Regions from separate parts of the Homo sapiens genome. Here region 2 is linked to region 1. Evidence: read pairs that join two places in POLR2A ChIA-PET (ENCODE). Cell type or tissue: PC-9. All regions are shown on one strand. Links, peaks and the distances in the headings refer to the core of each region. The heading gives the core; the rest is flanking DNA. Region 1 holds the start of NRAD1 (non-coding RNA in the aldehyde dehydrogenase 1A pathway). Region 2 overlaps LACC1 (laccase domain containing 1).

What was found. Peaks named below come from ENCODE experiments on the same cell type or tissue, not always from the same donor. Only the 100,000 strongest peaks of a DNase experiment are listed, where the experiment ranks them.
Region 2: POLR2A ChIA-PET joins it to region 1 with 9 read pairs; 2 of 35 experiments call an interaction of 5 or more read pairs at or near these places.

The regions. Positions count from the first base shown.
Region 1 is chr13:44,019,565-44,024,957 of GRCh38, reverse strand. It overlaps NRAD1 (non-coding RNA in the aldehyde dehydrogenase 1A pathway), which reads right to left and starts at 2,623. Exons shown (of 3, transcript NR_026955.1): 1 at 2,290-2,623. In PC-9, for the core only: no CTCF peak of the experiment used is centred there; DNase peaks (open chromatin) are centred at 1,917 and 2,617; H3K4me3 peaks cover 833 bases; H3K27ac peaks cover 2,021 bases.
Region 2 is chr13:43,893,405-43,898,797 of GRCh38, reverse strand. It overlaps LACC1 (laccase domain containing 1), which reads right to left. Exons shown (of 7, transcript NM_153218.4): 7 at 4,866-5,393. Among named protein-coding and RNA genes, the nearest start is that of LACC1, 16 kb to the right of the region's middle. In PC-9, for the core only: a CTCF peak has its summit at 4,184 (motif pointing left); a DNase peak (open chromatin) is centred at 2,757.

The sequences.
Region 1 (5,393 bases), core at 57-5,056:
ATAGAAAACTTGAGTCATTTTAGTGATGGGGACAGACTATCAGCTATAAAAGTACTGACGCATGTGTCCTAGAGAAATTGAAACAGGCTTATTGCTTTTTTTTTTCTTTTCCCCTCTGTAAAATGTCTTAGTTTGGCATAAGTGAAACATTATAGACCAGGATTTCTTAAATGTTAGCATGCTGCGTGCATCAAAATCACCTGGAGAATTTATTCAAACACATACTTCGTGCTCCAGCCAGAGTTTGTGACTCATTAGGTCTGGGCTGGGAGACACGGATTTGCATTCCTAAACTTCCAGGTAAAGCTAATGCTTCTGGTCCGGGGACCTCACCTTGGGAGCCCCAGTTGGTCACCTTATGTGAGACCAAAACTATTTCTAGTTTAAGTAGAAATCTTGTAGTTCTTGGTATTTCTGAAAACCACTTTCAAGAATGCTATGACTTTATATTTAGATGACCAATGGGACTTTAAAACAACTAGATTTAAGATCCCCCATGTATCTAGTACCTATATTTCTAAAAATAGGAATGGTCTCATGGTATGCTGTAATGACAGTAATGAGCATTAACTGAGGCTCCAAAGCTCTGTATGTCACTGTGCTAGCACTTAGCATACATCATATGTAATTCCTACAACAGTATAGCTTCTTAGAAATTATAGTTAATATGAATGGGAAAACTAAGCTCTCAGAGGTTACAGGTGACACGGTGGTTTCTCTGCAACTGGGATTTGAGCCCACACATCTCTCTGCTCCCAAACTTACATTAATTATTTCTTGATGAACTGAGTGGGTATTTGTTATTCCTAGGGTTTGAGAGTTGCCATCACTTAACAGGTATGGATATTCAAGACCAATCTTATGGAGGCTGATTATTTGTTAAATAATTTATGAAAGTGCACTAACTCTGAAATTATAATGTACCCCACTGTGTATACACAGGTATCAGCTACAAGTACAGAGGTCTGCAGACAGGCTTTCCTTCATTAGGAGAAACTGGAGGAAGCAGGAACACAGTTGATTATGCTCTTTAAAATAAAAAAAATCAAAAAGCAATTTCATTTTCATATTAAATTTTTCAGATATATAAGGTACAACACAATATGGAATGAAAGTTGAAGAAATGTGCCTAACTAGAATGTGATCATTCACATTTCAACCATTACCAGCCAGTGCTACTGCAAGAAGACCAAGTCTGCTTTCTTTCCCCTCCTTGAGCACTTTTGAGTTATCCCCTGTGCTTTTTGATTACAGACAAGTCCCAGATCTTTATCCTGTTTATGGCACCTCCAGGAGCCCTGCATGAAATTTCCTCCACTGCTTCCTCTCCTGTCCCTCTTTCCAGAAGGCTTCTGAAGGTTTCATTTTGTTGCCCGTTCAGTCTCAAGTAGTCCCCATCACTGACTCAAGTTTTCTATCATTTCATCACTGAGCTCTGATAGTGAGTAATGAGGCATAAGACAAGATACTACAACCAACACAACAGTTTAGCTCAGGAAAGAAGTTGCATCTTGTCAAAGTTTTGAGGGAAGGAGAATAGAGTCCTGTAAACTAAAATCCCAGTGATGGCCTAATAGTGTTTCTACCTTTGTGAGATGTCACACAGCCAGTATCCTTGACAGCTCATCCTCTTCTGAAGGAGAGCTGTTTACCCATCTCTTGGGAAGGTTCAAACTTTTTTTTTTTTTTCCTATTCTGCAATCTCTCCTTTTCAAGGTCAGACACAGAGGGAGAAGAATGAGACCTGGTCAAAAACATCTCTTTCCTCCTGACTTCTCACCCTTGATCATTTTCTTCCAGTTAAGAAAGTTACCTTTCTAGCTCACTGAACACATTCAATGGCTTCCCCCCTTCCTCCTTGAACAACAATTACAGCAAGCATAGAACCAGTTCACTTCATGCCAATTTTGTGACTCAAAAAGGGCACTCTTCTTATTTTTGTTACTTCGAAAATATTTGAGTCTGTGGGAAATGTCTTGGAGGACTTGCTTTTATTATTTCCTTGCACATGGCATTCTCAGTGCCTAGCCTCCTCTCACATTTAGGTGACCATTAGGGTCCATGCACAGTCTGTAACAACAACACTTCATAGCTGCCTTTTCTCTTTCCTGACTTCCATTAAGCAGAGTTATTTAAATTGTTTAGTTTTGTTTCTAACCATAAGAAAATACAGTCATGAAGGCAAAAGTGCTCATGATTCTTGGCTGTGCTCCCCTCCAGTCAGTGGCAGAGAACATCCATAGTCCCCCAACTCCCACTCAGGCTCCCAGCTGAGGTGAGCAAACATACCTGATCATGGTGGAAAATCCAAAAACAGGGACAAAAAAGCATTCCTGACCCAGGAGCAGAGTCTTCATGGTGTTACTGATCACTCACATCACCCCTCCAGCCTGTGCCCTGCTGGGCTCTGGGTCTGAATCTTCACAACTTTATGTCTTGGCTCTCAACACTGTGTCTCAGGGCTTGGTCTGGTCAATCTTTGCCTATAGTTCAAGTCATAAACTGGTTACCACATAACCTTCCTTTTACCCCAAATGTTGCATAAGATGAAGATGAAACTATGCATGTGGTCATAACCTGGCACCCACAAGTGAGGTTCATGTCAGTGAAACTTTTGAAGAATGAGAAAGTGGTTGCGTAGGGCAGTGGGTAGCAGGTAAGGCAGTAGCACCAATGACTTCCGTAAACAAATAGCAAATTCCATCCTTCCAGGCTTGGCAAATAGCAATCTCATTCTTTTTTCCTTAGGTAAACATTTAAAAGTAAAATATCTGGAACCAGACACTGGACAAAGAGACATTTGTTTTCTTTTTCTTTTTAAAAATAATCAAATAAGAAAAATTATTAACAGAAAAGAGATTGAGCATAAATGCCCAATATCATAAAAAAGATTTGTACTTAATACACATCTAAAATAAAGTTAAAGTGTCCTAAAAACATTTAGCATTTCAAACTAAGATATTTGCAGGAAGTGTAAGAAACTAACAAACAGTTTTTTTTTTTAATCCTCTAATGCAAAATTCCTTTTGTTGTTTGCTCGTAAGATCAAATTGCCCCTTTTTGGCACAGATGGGATGATATTTTAAACTGAACTGAATCAAATAAAAGATGCTGGTGGTTTCTTCCTCTTTAGGGTGTAGACCAGCCAAGGCCCTGCCAGGCCTTGGGTCTTCCCAGTGTCACCTAGCGTCATTTCCTGACCACGGAGCAGGCACTATGAAGGGACACAGTATTACTTTGATATCTTTGTTTCAGAGCTTCCAGGGCACAAGCTTTCATTTGAGTTTCTGGTTGGCAAGTTCCCAGAAATATGATCTTTTAGCCAATATAACCAACCTCAATGTTGTCCCAAAGGATTCTAAAATAGATGTTAGCCAATCAGGTTTGTAACTAGTACAAGTTTCCCACCAACCCTTCTTCTTGAACCGTAGCTCTTTCTGGAAAGCAAGCAATTACTACTGAGAAATTATTTGTTTCAAACCCATGAGCAGAGTGCAGAAACAGTATTTTGAATAGGATGCCAGTCTTCTGATGTTTGTTCAATCATTAACATACTACGTTTTCTGGATTGAATAGCTGAAGTTTACCTAGAAAGACGGGGAAGAGGATTTTGAACCAGAAACACAGATTAGAGAATTTGACTGATTGTTTAATTTTTCAGATGACATTCAGAAAGTTTAGGATTATTAAATCTGGCCTGAGCTAAAGTTTTTCTTTCAGTATCTGGGAGGAAACGTTTTGCTAAGCAAATTAAGAGTATAATAAAATTATATAGTCCATTTTAACCTATTAAAAAGAATAAGGTAAAACTATCTTCTTTTTATGTTTTATTTCTATAGATCATTGCTTTGTTTTATAGTGAAAACAATTTTATTTCACATAGTGATTCGTGTAACTTTTTTATATGATAGCAAGAGAATGAAAGAGTATGTTTAGAGATACTCGAAATTGAGTGGCAGAAGATTTTGTTTCAACATCTCACTTCTTGATCTAGCTCCATATTTTAAAATTAATTTTTGTTATATTCAGTCAGTATTGATATAATTATATTATGATTGTAGGTAATTTGATGAAAAATAGCATCAAATCTAATAGGACTAGGAATGACTACATTACAGCATATTATGTCTTTGAATCAGCAGTACTATATCAAACTACTTTTTCTTTACATTAATTACTGTCTTCTTTTCACAGTCCAGCTGAAATAATTTCCTTTTTGGGAAGCCAAAAGGCGAAGCAGAATTGTTTCTCAATTTAAGCAGCAGGACATTTCATATTCAAGGTGTAAGATGTGAGGAGAGAACCAGGTGAGATGGGCCAGAAATGTGGCAGCAGGTAAGAGCCAAGCAGCTCAGCAACAAGACAGCAAGAACCTCCTGTGTCTGGAAGAGGTCACTCCAGCTGGTACCCACTACTGAGACAAGGGTAAGGTTTTTCTTGAGTCTGACTCAGCCAAGAAGACCCAACAAACAAATATTGGTGAAGCACAGGATACTCATATGATTTATTGCCCAAATGCGCACACCTTTGGTTCTGAAAGAAGATGCCATTAGTATTGATGCTAAGACACAAGGTATACACCAAGCCTACTTCAGGCAATGTCGGACTTCCAGTCACCCAGGTAGGATCCAGACAGAGCTATACAGTTTCCACATCAGAAAAACTTCGAGCAGAGAAAATCATTTACCAGCATTTTCATTTACAGGTCAGGTGGTTAAGGTGTGGGCTGTGAAGGGGACTTTCTCAAAGGCCGATGGCAAGTTACTGGCAGAATTGGGACTAGAACTGGAATTTTCTGCTCCCAGCTCAGTGTTTTTCTATTGTACCACATATTTGCATAGTGTTTTTATTCTTTTCAAAGCATGATCACAACCTCACGTAGCCCCAAGTTTCTGTAGGCCACAGCATTCAGGAATATAAACTAAGGTCGTAACAATAACAAACAGTATTTTCCTGGTTCCTTCTCTACTTGTGATTTCAAAAATTCCAGTTTTACTTTAAATTCCTATTAAACAATTCCTAGGAGTCTCCTGGAGTCAGCTCATGTTTGTTCATGAATAAAATCCTCCCTCCACTATGTGGAATCCATCTTTCCCCTCCACACCCTCACCCTAGGGCAGCATAAACACCATGTGCTGGTCTGGAGTCAGAGCTGGGCTCGAGTCCCTTACCAGTATTATGACCTTGAACATAACATTTAAGGCCTAACATTCCTCTAGGCCTATATTTCTATAAAATTGGCCCTTTATAGAATTACTTTATCGACCTGTAACTATTAAAGGAAATAACGTACAGTTGATTCTCATTGTTTGTGGCAGTTCTATTCCATAAAGTCACTCCAAGTACTGAATTAGCAAATACTGAAACAATGCTCCTTACAGAAATACAGAGTT
Region 2 (5,393 bases), core at 320-5,319, 130 kb after region 1:
TTACCCAGTAGTTCATAAATTGCTCAGGTAGTTCTTTTTTTTTTTTTTTTGAAATGGAGTCTTGCTCTGCTGCCCAGGCTGGAGTGCAGTGGCACCATCTTGGCTCACTGCAACCTCCGCCTCCCGGGTTCAAGGGATTCTCCTGCCTCAGCCTCCCAAGTAGCTGGGACTACACGTGCGCACCACCATGCCCAGCTAATTTTTGTATTTTTAGTAAAGACAGGGTTTCACCATGTTGGCCAGGATGCTCTTGATCTCTTTACCTCATGATCTGCCTGCCTCGGCCTCCCAAAGTGCTGGGATTACAGGTGTGAGCCACCGTGCCCAGCCTCAGGTAGTTCTTTATTGCAGTGTGAGAAAGGAATAATACACTTCCCTCTTTCCCTTTTTTCTCCTATAGATATTAGATTATTATAATGTGATAATATCTTTGCTAGGTACTAAAAATATGAAGATAAGTAAGATATGCTCCTTATTCTGATGGAGCCTATATTTAGTAGTAGACAATTAAACAGACCAACATTTAAAAATAAGTTCACTGAGGACCATAAAAAATGATGCTCAGGATGGTTGCTAATGAGGCAAACAACGAAGAAAATATTCTGGAAGAGAAGACCCCAGATCTGAGTCTTAAAGGATAGTTAAGAGTTATTCAAGAGAGGCGACATTGACAAATGCCGTGTGTATGCAATGTGTACGAAGAGCCAGCAATGTGTACAAAGCCAAGAAGCAAGAGAAAACATAGCTGTGGAAGATGATGGTGATCATGGTGAGAACTGCTGTTGACCCAATAACACAGAAAAAAATATTGTGCACGCTTTTCAATATAGTAAAACTTTCTTTATACAGTAGAAGGTAGACCTTTGAGCATTAGTATGGCCCCTCACACTGCCCATGGAACAAAAGCTACTGAGCTTCCATGTACAATCTGGCATGGTACTCGCTATATATATGTGTGTGTGTGTATATATATATACATATATATATATACACACACACACACATATACACATACATATATATACATATATACACATATATATACATATATATATATACACACACACATATATATATATATGACATTGACAACTGAATTTTGGCCATATCTCCATGAGAAACTAGGGAGACACTAGAGTGTTGTAATTATTTACGTAAATGTTTATATTGTAGATGTCCTTGCTACTTCCTATTTGCTAATTTAGTAGAAAGCCTAAGTGAAGATAATCCTAAACAAAAATCTGAGTTCTAGTCAGTCTTTGAATGCCAACCAACCTATTTGGTCTGGCCTAGCTTAATGGCATACTCTAGGAAATGAAAAAAGTACAGAATGGCTACAGCATGGGGAGTGGTAGAAATTAAAGAAGTATGCAGGGGCAAGAGGATGACAGCACTTATACATTTTAGTGAGTAGGTCTTTACCTTGGAGGCAGTGGGAAAGCCATAAAAATTTTTTGAGAGATGTAATATGACCAGATTTGCATTTTAAAACAATCAATAATGATACTGTAAGAAGGGATTCAATAAGGAAAGACTAGTCAGAAGGCTGCTCTAATGATACAGGTGAGAGATGATGACCTGAATGTCTGTGAAAGTTGAGAGACATGGGAACACATGGTAGACATACAGTCAGTAGTGTGGGAAGGGAAGGGGAGACGGAAAGGGAGGCATTCAGAAACACTCCAGGGTTTCTGGCTGGGCAACTGCATGAATAATGATTTCATTCTCTGAGACAGAAGACAGGATGGGAGCAGGTTTTGGAGAGAAGATGATGAGTTAAGTTTGGAGGATATATTTGAGGGGACACAGGATATGTCAAACAGATAACTCTATTAGCCAAATCTGGATATGTATTGAAAAGTAGAAAACCAAAGGAATGAAGGTACCTTGTAAATATGAAATATCAAGTATGAAAACGAGGCTGATGGGAGGGATAAGAAAATACAATCTTGGCCGGGAGCGGTGGCTCACGCCTGTAATCCCAGCACTTTGGGAGGCCGAGGGGGGTGTATCATGAGGTCAGGAGATCGAGACCATCCTGGCTTACAAGTGAAACCCCGTCTCTACTAAAAATACAAAAAATTAGCTGGGCGTGGTAGCGGGCGCCTGTAGTCCCAGCTACTGGCGAGGCTGAGGCAGGAGAATGGCGTGAACCCCGGGAGGCGGAGCTTGCAGTGAGCCGAGAGCCCGCGCCACTGCACTCCAGCCTGGACAACAGAGCGAGACTCCGTCTCAAAAACAAAACAAAACAAAACAAAACAACAACAAAAGAAAGAAAATACAACCTTAAAACATGAGCTTTAAAAACGTAAGGAACAGGAAAGCATGGTGAGATGTAAACTGAAGCAGCGTGTGATGCAGAATTCTGAAAATGAAGGGTATTAAAAACCCAATTGTTACCATGAACAAATCTCTTTTCTACAAATGTTTCTCATGAAATGAGAGTACTCCCTTTACTCCCCTTTTTTGTCTTTTGTTTTGTTTTTGGTTAGAAAGGAATGTGGTATTTTGAGCTATAGTGTCTGCTGGAAATTTTGTTTAACAAAATGTAGTAACTGGACACCTCAACCTTCTGAGAATTAAATAAAACAAAAAGTCTGCTCCAAATACAGCAGAGACATAGCTCACCTCAGGCGCTTGGCAAAAGGACATGGGGAATGTGATGTAAGCATTTCTTTCTCTACAAAAATGCATCTAAGGAGAGTATGAAAAGTTTGTCTCAACACAGTTGACATGTAATCACTGTGACTTCAAACCAAACGTGTTAATCTGGAAAAAGCAGTACTGGCAGATTTCTTTTTTCTTCATTAAGCAATGACCTAGCACAGAACAATGCATTGCTTATGGCAATCTTTGAAATCACAAGTAAACTTTAAAAACACTGCCTACAATGGAAATGCACGTGCCCTAGATCAGGGTTCACACAAACACATCCAGTAAGCATATGGACCATGCTTTCCATTCTTTACTGCATAATTTATTAAAAAATCTATAGAGAGAAATCTATTATTCTACTGCATCCAATGTGTTATGTGTGTGTTAATTTATATTAGCTAGGGCAAAAAGGCTATGTGTCATATTTAACACACATATTTCTTATTTGCCATTTAGCACATACACAAAGACTCATGCATACAAACACGATAACACACAATAACTGAGTAATGCTTTCTTTAAAGTGCTGAACTTTCATAGATTGGTAGCATTCTCTAAGAGTTCACACAAAAAGTAAGATGGATACATTGGAAGTATAACTCTAGGACAATCAAGTAAAAATAAATATCAAATCCCACTTTGAGATATAAAAGCATATAACTCGTATGTCACTGTTATCTTTCCTTCCAGCTGCTGAATATATAGATATTATTTCTGTTTTGTCATGTTACATAGAATAAGCTTCTCTGAGTTTCTCCCAAAAATCTACTTACAGAAAAGCAATTACTAGAGATTCTGTAGGAGTGAGATAGAAGTGGGTGAGGGTTCCTAAATGCTTTTATCTACTTGAACTACCACGTTATACCTAAAGTAAGAGCAATACATTCACTAACTTTAAATGCGTCCTCCCCTCCCTTTTTATTCCACAAGAAAATACAGAGTTTAAGATTAGTTCAACTTCACATGACTGTGATGCACAAATTCTTTAAGTGTAAGGAGTCTATGCATTTTACAGTAACTTATTTTATGATTGGGAGATGAGACAGTTATACATTCAACTGCCATTATTTTTATTAAGTGCTTTCATTTTCTTTACAGTTATTACAAAATTGTATTTATTTTATACAGATGGGTTTTCATTTTCCTGATGCTGTAATGTTTACTTCAGCTTGTTGACCTTTCTTTGTGTTATCTGCATGTTGTAACGTGTGATAAGAATGAATGTAAAGGCTGTGGCAACTGTAATTAATTTTTGTAAAGGGCTGGTCACACGTGGATCTGGTTTATGAATGTATTTGGGATGATTTTAGTAACCAGATCACCTTTTCAGAAATTTAGATGTGAACACCAAAAGATGCATTTTCTCAACAAAAATTAATAGCTGGTTCTATTTTTTTAAACCTAGAAAAAATAAAGTTGATTTTTTTCAAAAAAAAAAAAGATTAGTTCAACTTTATACCAAGAAATAATAGTAGAGCTACTTGTTGAAATACCACCTCCTAGTGGTAAGGTCATCTTATTTGTTTTATAAAGCACTGGGGTATAGCATATTTGGCCACTGTGCTATTTTTCACAATTTAAAATTACAGTTGGATAAATGGCCCAGTAAGTTTTAGTTTGATAGTATTTTCAAAAAGGTATTTCATTAATGTTTATTTGACTTACAAACTTAATTCCCCTTATTAATAAAATAGCAATCAATATTTCCTATGTGCAGTTAGTAGCAGTGCTTAGATTAAAAACAAAACTTTAAGAGGAATAAGTTCTAGTGTTCTATACCACTGTAGGATAACTATAGTTAACAATAGTATATTATATAGTTTGAAATAGCTGGAAGGAACATATTAAATGTTCGTAACACAAAGAAAAATGTTCGAAATGATAGATATGCTAATTACCTTGGTCAGATCACTGTACATTATATGAATGGAAACATTATTATGTATCTCATGAATAGGTACCATTGTTATTTATAAATTTAAAATAAAATTAAAAACAAAAACAAAACTTACTAGAAATCTTTGTTGTTGTACCCCAAAAGTCCTAGAAACCTACATACAAATATGTGAGAGTGACAGCTATCTTGTAGACACAATAAGATGATTATTTAATAACCTGATAGTTTGGAGTTACTAAATCAACACTTTTCATTCAGTAAAGCAGCAAGGAGACAACCTTTCATTATATACTTTGGCAGAGATAATCCAAAATCAGATAATCAAAATAATTTTTATTTGGTTGTAGAATGTTGTAGTACATAAAGCAAAATGTGTCTGCAGGATACTCCAAATTTACCAACTTCAAACAAAATAATGCACAGTGAAGAATTAGAAAATTATCAACCTTACTCAATACATGGAAGTATTCCTTAATCTTCATCATTTTCATTAAACAAAATAATATTTTGGATGAGTTCAACATTTCTATCCTATGCTTTATGTTTAGTGCCTTCCCTGAATTGGAAAAAATGAGGTGTTTTATTTAAATTTAACACTGGTCTAAGGGAGATATAGAATTAAACTAAACAAGAATCGGTTATCACAACCTCACAACATATATCAAAGTATTGAGATTGTTGGTTTACTGACTGTCACTTTTCACTGGATATTAAATATCCTGAGGGCTACAACTGTATTTTTTAACCTGTCCCAGTACCTCAACAAAATTTTCACTGAATGTATGAATAAATTATGTTAACAAAAAGTTAACAATAAAAGTATAATGAAGATCCCTTTAAT